2 separate regions of the Homo sapiens genome follow, and region 1 is linked to region 2. Evidence: chromatin contacts called from ENCODE Hi-C data. All regions are on one chromosome and are shown on one strand. The core of a region is the stretch at or near the end of the contact, and the rest is flanking DNA. Distances in the headings are between cores, read along the strand shown. Region 1 holds the start of OR2A14 (olfactory receptor family 2 subfamily A member 14). Region 2 holds the start of OR2F2 (olfactory receptor family 2 subfamily F member 2).

Region 1 (3,781 bases), core at 267-2,766, 190 kb after region 2:
ATACAAAGAAATGGAAGAACATTCCATGCTCATGGGTAGGAAGAATCAATATCGTGAAAATGGCCATACTGCCCAAGGTAATTTATAGATTCAATGCCATCCCCATCAAGCTACCAATGACTTTCTTCACAGAATCGGAAAAAAACTACTTTAAAGTTCATATGGAACCAAAAAAGAGCCCACCAAATGTTGGTGATCAAATTAATTTTCTGTGGTAACTTTTTAGAAAACGTTAATGATAAAAATACTGGGAGTAAAAAGCTATTTATGTACAACCTGAAAGCATGCTAAATGTAAATGTTATGTTCTATTTCACAAGGGAGACCAGTTTGGGTTGGATTGGTGAAGAGGGCTCCAAGAGTGCTTTGCAGAATCAGTATTAAGTATGAAGTCAAGTGGGTAGAACAGTTAAAATTGTCTTGAAATAAGGAATAAGAATTTCAAGACTGGGAGCTGCTAGGGGTAGTACTTGAATGAAGTAGAGTGTGTGCTTTGAAGAATAATGAGGTAAGTAGAGTAAGCCTCTATTGGTCACACAGATTATGTTAAAAGAAAAATAACTCCAATTATACTCCTCTTGGATATATCTTTTACTGTTCTCCATGATAGGTTAAATCTATTACTATTATTTTGAAGTGCTCCCTCCACCATAATTTAAGAATTAAACCTCTATTGAGATCTAGGTTAAGAAAAGACACTCAGAGGGTAAGAACTGGAAGGATTTTACAATCGTCAAACTTTATCACTTAGTGCAAAAAAAAAAAGGATAGAGAAAGAAAGAGTATGGCCATTTTATCTGTAGGCACTAACCCACAATAAGGAAATAAATATGTGGCTAAGAAATGCTTGAGATGGAAGGCACACTGAAGAAATTCAAGGAAGAAGATGAAGTATACCTGAACTACCAAGTCAATAATATTTGTGAGAAATTTGCAGTAGTTATTTTACAATGACGTTTTCTCCATTGAGAGAAAGCTATTTTTCTGAAGTGATGCTTTAACAGAATTCAGGGACCTCTAACCAGCAGAGACCAAGAGATCATTGGCTCTCCTCTAGGGAAACTAGGAATTAGAGAGTGGAACAATTTTAAGATTGATAGAATAAGTATTGAAAGAAATTAATTTAAGACATGATCTTGGTTTTTAAATCTTCTGTGCAAGAGTCTTGTCTTTTAACAGAAATCCTGTCCCTGTCCAATCCCAAGTAAACACACATAACACATCCCATGGGAATGCTGAAAGAACAAAATGAATAAACATGGGCAATGCCTTCACTGGTTTGCCTGCTAATAGGAAAGTAGCAAATATCTTTAATTGTCTCTGGAGAGATATGATTAGAAGTATTACCACTGGGTTCTGTTCTCTCAATTATTATTTTTCTCTGCAGGGAGTGAGTGTCTAGTCAAATGATGGTAGAAAAAGCCTGGCTTACACAACTAATTGTATCATAAAGTTCAGGAGAGCTTTGTATCTGGGCTTCACCTCCCAAGAAGGCCTCATTAGCGAGGAGAATCAATCCCAGTCTATCCATTCTGCCTTTCCTGTCTTTGAGGTTCCTAGCAAGCCCAAGGGTATGTTAGAAGAAAAGACCACAGATTATTGTACTGTAAGTAAATGTGGTGTATTTGCCTTGAGAAAGGGTTTACAGATGGAAATGGGAAAGGGGCAGTGAATGAAATCACTGGCTCCAGATAGTAGCGATGAAATGCCCGTGCTATGTGGTCTCCTTCTGCTTCTAAGTCTGTATTTATAGCTAGGGTCCTGAGGGGACCTCTAGGGGCCACCGTCTATCCCAGGATATGGCCATGTACCTCTGACCTTCTCGGCCCCTCCATCCATATCCCCTCATTACCCTGTGGCAGCTCCTGGCTTTGTCATCACTGTGCCATAGAAGAGGATCAGATAACCATCCCTATAGGGTATGATCTGGCTAAAGGGCTCCAATGATTGTCAGGGGCTATGCGGCTCAGGTGACTCTTTTTTACAAATAATGCTAATTTTAAAAACTGAAGTAGAGTTTGTAAGTGGTTTGCTTACCCAGGGATGTATCCTCCTTGCCCCTCTGCTAACTGCCTAGTCCTGCACATTCTCAGAAGCGTTGTGTCACCAGACAAGATCCCCTTCTCAGTTGTTCTGGATACAGGCACCATTCACTCACAGGGAAAAGCCAGTGCCTGTCAGGGTACAGGTTCTCTTTTTTTTTTCTGATTTTAGCAGAGGAACCATTGAGCACAGAACATGTCTCCTTATGATGACTGGATCCAGACATTCTCCTTAACGATGGTTCTCATATCCCTAATTATATATCTAAAAAACCTAAGTTCTTATGTGAGTTAATGCATTTAATCCTCACAACTATGTTATGAGACAGAATTTATTACCCCATTTTGTAGATTGGGAAACTGAGGCATGAAGAGGCACAGAGAAGTCATAAAGCTAGTATGCAGCAAAGCCAGGATCTGAACCCAGGCTGCAGGGCTCAGGAATCCATGCTTGTTCATTTGTTTTTAACACTAGGCTGCGGCCGGGTGCAGTGGCTCACGCCTGTAATCCCAACACTTTGGGAGGCCAAGGCAGGCAGATCACCTGAGGTCAGGAGTTTGAAACCAGCCTGACCAACACGGAGAAACCCCATCTCTAATAAAAATACAAAATTAGCCAGGCATGGTGGTGCATGCCTGTAATCCCAGCTACTTGGGGAGCTGAGGCAGGAGAATTGCTTGAACCTGGGAGGCGGAGGTTGCGGTGAGCCGAGATCTCACCATTGCACTCCAGCCTGGGCAACAAGAGCGAAACTCCGTCTCAAAAAAAAAAAAAAAAAAAACTAGGCTGCTCCCTAGGACTAAGCTCAGTGTCAAAGTATATTATTGGAGATGGCAAGTTATTTCTGAGTAATTGCAAAGATTTGACAAATCAGTGCTGCCTTACAACCCCACTGCTGGAGGCCCCAGGGCTCCCATTCTAAGACAATTTTCAATAGAAACTTTTCTTTTGTGTCAGTGCTAAACACCCTAAATACGCCCCCCTTTTCTTTCCAAAAAATTAATCCTCTCTCTATCATTGGGATATTTAGCATGGTGGGATTGACCTCTTACTATTACAGCCTGTATTTTTTTTTCTTCAGTAAGGGAGTGTGGTTACTTCAAAGGAGTCTTCCATTTCTTTAAATTGCTTTTTAATTTTAAAAATCAAAATATAGGAACATTTATATTAGGAAATCAAAGCAAAATGTGTGTCTTATATTTAAACTCAAAAACAGCCAAAAAGAAAAGCAAGATAAACGTGAAAGTGTTTGCAACACCATGATGATTGCACTGGATTTCCAATTCCTATGCTTTAATACTTCCCTCAATTTTACGATCTCTTTAATATCATTAGTAACAGCTGACATTTATTAAATTCCTATAATGTACCAGTGCGATGGTATTTCTTCTTCACATCAGTCCTTTTGGTATCTGTGGTCAACATTTTACATTTGACAATAATGAGCCTTAGAATACGTGACTCAAATGCGTCATGTTCATTGCTCAGAATCAAGACTGGAATAGTGTTCTGGCCAAGACTGTTACTCCTGTTGCTTTCATTCTTATTCAGAGACCATATTTTTTTCTGTCACTGCTAAATTTGCTTTGCTCTTTAAGAACAGAAAAATGTATCCATGCAGTTTTTTCCCTTACTCCATCCACTGAAGATTGTTCTGTAATGTGTAACTGGAGTGGATGCCTAAATAAATCTTCCTTTCAGATATCTGATTCTTTATTGAACTTCCACAGGCTTTTCTA
Region 2 (3,792 bases), core at 1,293-3,792:
CAGACCTAGTGGTGATGAGCTCCCTTAGCCTTTGTTTGTCTGGGAAAGTTTTTATTTCTTTTTTATTTCTGAAATGCAGGTATTTCTGGGTAAAGTATTTTTGATTGGCAAGTTTTTTACTTTCAGCATTTTGACTATATCATCCCAATCTTTCCTGGCCTGCAGGATTTCTGCTGAGAAATCGGCTAAGAGTTGTATTGAAACTCCTTTTTATGTGATGTGTTTCTTATCTCTTGATCCTCTTAGAATCCTTTTCTTTTTGTCTTTGAGTTTCAATAGTTTGATTATTATGTGTTTTGCTGAACTCCTTTTTGGGTTGAATTTGATTGGAGATCTTTGAACTTCTTGTGCCTGGATGTTGGTTTCTGTCTCCAGATTAGGGAATTTTTCAGCCATTATTTCTTTAAATATGGTTTTTGCCCCTTTTTCTCCTTCTCCTCCTTCTGCAACTCCTATTATATAAAGGATTGGTCTCCCATAATTCCTACAGGCTTTCTTCGTTCTTTTTCATTCTTTTGTCTGTTTGCCCCTCTGACTGGATAATTTCAAATGTTCTTTCAGCTCACTGATATTTCTTCTGCTTGAGTCTGCCATTGAAACTTTTAATTGAATTTTTCAATCCAGTCTTTTTATTCTTCATCTCTAGGATTTCTATTTGGTTCTTTTTTATTGTTTCTATTTATTTGTAAAACTCCTCATCTTGTTTGTGTATTTTTTTCCAAATTTTTTAAAATTTCTATTGGTACTTTTTTTTAACTTAAGAGGATTATTCTGAATTTTTTGTCACCCCATAAATCTCCATTTCTTTAGGGTCCATTATTAGCCCTTTATTAGTTTCTTTTGGAGGTGTCATAACTCCCCAGTGCTTTGTAATCCTTGTGTCTTTGCATTGTTATCTTTTCATTTGAAGAGATACCCCCTCCTTCTGGCCTTTACAGGTGTTCTTTGGCAGGGCTAGACCTATACTATTTAGTGTAGCCTGTAATTCTTCAAGGGCCAGCTGGTAATGGCCCTGGGCAAGCAAAGCTAACTGTGGATTTTCTACCTGCCTGGGATGCTGTCTTTGCTCTGATATTGGCTGGGGCTATTGACTGGGCCCTGCTGTCTGGCAAGACCACTGGCTGAGCTCTGTTATCACACAGAGCTACTGACTGCGTACTGCAATGGCTTCTGGTCAGACTAGTCACAGAATTTATTCCCTGGCTGGAAAATTATGCTTTCTGGGATTTGCAGTTGGGCAGGGCTGTAGGCTGAACTCCAAAGTTAGGAGAAGTTGCTGCTTAGAATGATTGAGGCCAGAGGCTACACTCAGAAAAACACAATTGATGGTTGCTTCCCTGTTAAGGTGGAGCTTCCTTGTAGGGTTTCTTCCCTTTAAGATGGGCTTTTGGCTGAATTGAGTTTGACTTCCCAGGTCAAACAGTTCTAGCCCTCATGCTTCTCTGAAAGGCATGTAGATGTCCTTGATGGGGCCTTTTAGCTGAGTAGAGCCATGGATTGACTTCCTGGGTTAAGCAGGTCTACCTCATGTGTGTTTCTGAAATGGGTGGAGGTGTGTATCTCCTTGTCTTGGCAGAGGTCACTGGTGTGGGCTCTGAGACTGGACATGGGGACTAGCTATCTAAGGCCTCAAGCTAGGTTGTACTTCCCACCATGCTTCTGAAGATGACCAGCTTAGCTTTGTAAATGAACTATGAAGTTGACTAGTGTCTCAGATTGGGCACCACAGCTAGCAAGAACACAGAGGTAATGCCATGATCTGTGTGCTGGTCACTAAGACCTCTGCCTCCTTTCTTTGTTTTTACTTGACACCAGGTAGTCTAGCTATGCTGTTACCCCCAGTGTTCTCCATGAGATAAGCCCAGAGTGGGATTTCTGAGAAGCATCTTGGAAAACTAGAGATGCTGAATGACTGCCTCTAGTTTTCCTTTCCTCCTGTAAAAACCATGGGCCCAGGAAAACCCTCTTTGTCTGGTGTTGTGTTGACTTTGGCAGGAGGCAAGGTGGCAGGGTTGAAGTGAAACTATGCTTCTTAGCCTTCTAATTCAATTTTCATTCCACGTACCTTGTGGTTGTCTCATGTTAGTGTCCAAGTAGTGGAGTTTTAAAAGAGATATTCTGGTCTGGGGATAGTTGCTAGTTGAATGTTCTGTGGAGAAGAGTAGAGCCTGGGACTTTCTATTCTTCCTTTTTGCTGACATCATCAGAAAACAAACTCCCTGCCCTGGATACTGAGGTAAGCTAGTAAAGAGGTAAAGCTTCCAAAAATTGCACTGCATTATCTACAGGCTTTAACTGGCTTATTTGAGTCCACATCATGTCCTTATGAAAGCACTACTGTCTCTCTAATGCAAAGTAAATATAGTGTATGTTGGAAACAAGCCTGTCATCTTGGCCTTGTGAATTATCTAAAATATTTGGCCAAGGCTGGAATGTCGTATACAGTATGCATTCCTAAGAAGTTATTCTTATGATTCTTTGATTCAACAGCTTCTGTTTTTTTCTGACTCTTTCTACAGATTAATATTCCTCACATTTTTAAATGGAAATAGATAACCAGACGTGGGTGAGAGAATTTATTCTCCTTGGCTTATCCAGTGACTGGTGCACTCAGATATCCCTGTTTTCCCTGTTCTTGGTCACATACCTCATGACAGTGCTGGGGAACTGTCTCATTGTCCTTCTGATCAGACTGGACAGCCGACTCCACACTCCCATGTATTTCTTTCTCACCAACCTCTCCCTTGTCGATGTCTCCTATGCCACAAGCGTAGTCCCCCAGCTGCTGGCACATTTTCTTGCAGAACATAAAGCCATCCCATTCCAGAGCTGTGCAGCCCAGTTATTTTTCTCCCTGGCCTTGGGTGGGATTGAGTTTGTTCTCCTGGCAGTGATGGCCTATGACCGCCATGTGGCTGTGTCTGACCGCCTGCGATACTCGGCCATCATGCATGGAGGGCTGTGTGCTAGGTTGGCCATCACATCCTGGGTCAGTGGCTCCATCAACTCTCTTGTGCAGACTGCTATCACCTTTCAGCTGCCCATGTGCACTAACAAGTTTATTGATCACATATCCTGTGAACTCCTAGCTGTGGTCAGGCTGGCTTGTGTGGACACCTCCTCCAATGAGGCTGCCATCATGGTGTCTAGCATTGTTCTTCTGATGACACCTTTCTGCCTGGTTCTGTTGTCCTACATCCGGATCATCTCCACCATCCTAAAGATCCAGTCCAGAGAAGGAAGAAAGAAAGCCTTCCACACGTGTGCCTCTCACCTCACGGTGGTTGCCCTGTGCTACGGCACAACGATTTTCACTTACATCCAGCCCCACTCTGGTCCCTCAGTCCTTCAAGAGAAGCTGATCTCTGTCTTCTATGCCATTGTTATGCCTCTGCTGAACCCTGTGATTTATAGTCTAAGGAATAAAGAGGTGAAGGGGGCCTGGCATAAACTATTAGAGAAATTCTCTGGGTTAACATCCAAGCTGGGAACTTGACTCATGAACATTACTTTAAGAAGAAGCTTTGCCTCATTTTTCTCCACCCAGCTCAGATATGGCAGGGATAAACTATGTTGCTCTGGCAACCGGGAAGGAGATGATGTAACATGTACTGGGGATGTTATGTAGGAGGCTGAGTGGTTGAGTTGGATGGGGTGTGGGATGTGGGGATAATTTTATATCCCAGCAGTATGATTAGTGGAGTTAGCTACTGCTGTAACAGAACCTTCCACAATTTCTCAATCTCCACTCTTATGTTCTGATAAAAACTGAAAAAAAGTACTACTTACTGT

The links. Hi-C counts contacts between places; a loop is a spot of excess contacts on that map.
Region 1: a loop to region 2 is called in a map of OCI-LY7, with 2.6 times the contacts of the local background. The contact joins the promoter of OR2A14 here to the promoter of OR2F2 in region 2. A Hi-C loop is called at or near these places in 1 of 168 maps with a recorded cell type or tissue (OCI-LY7) and 1 of 37 single-sample maps with no recorded cell type.

Annotation. Positions count from the first base shown.
Region 1 is chr7:144,121,660-144,125,440 of GRCh38, forward strand. It overlaps OR2A14 (olfactory receptor family 2 subfamily A member 14), which reads left to right and starts at 1,517. Exons shown (of 2, transcript NM_001001659.3): 1 at 1,517-1,605.
Region 2 is chr7:143,932,691-143,936,482 of GRCh38, forward strand. OR2F2 (olfactory receptor family 2 subfamily F member 2) reads left to right here and starts at 2,543. Exons shown (of 1, transcript NM_001004685.1): 1 at 2,543-3,496. The coding sequence starts at 2,543. The coding sequence ends at 3,496. RefSeq lists an enhancer at 2,892-3,391.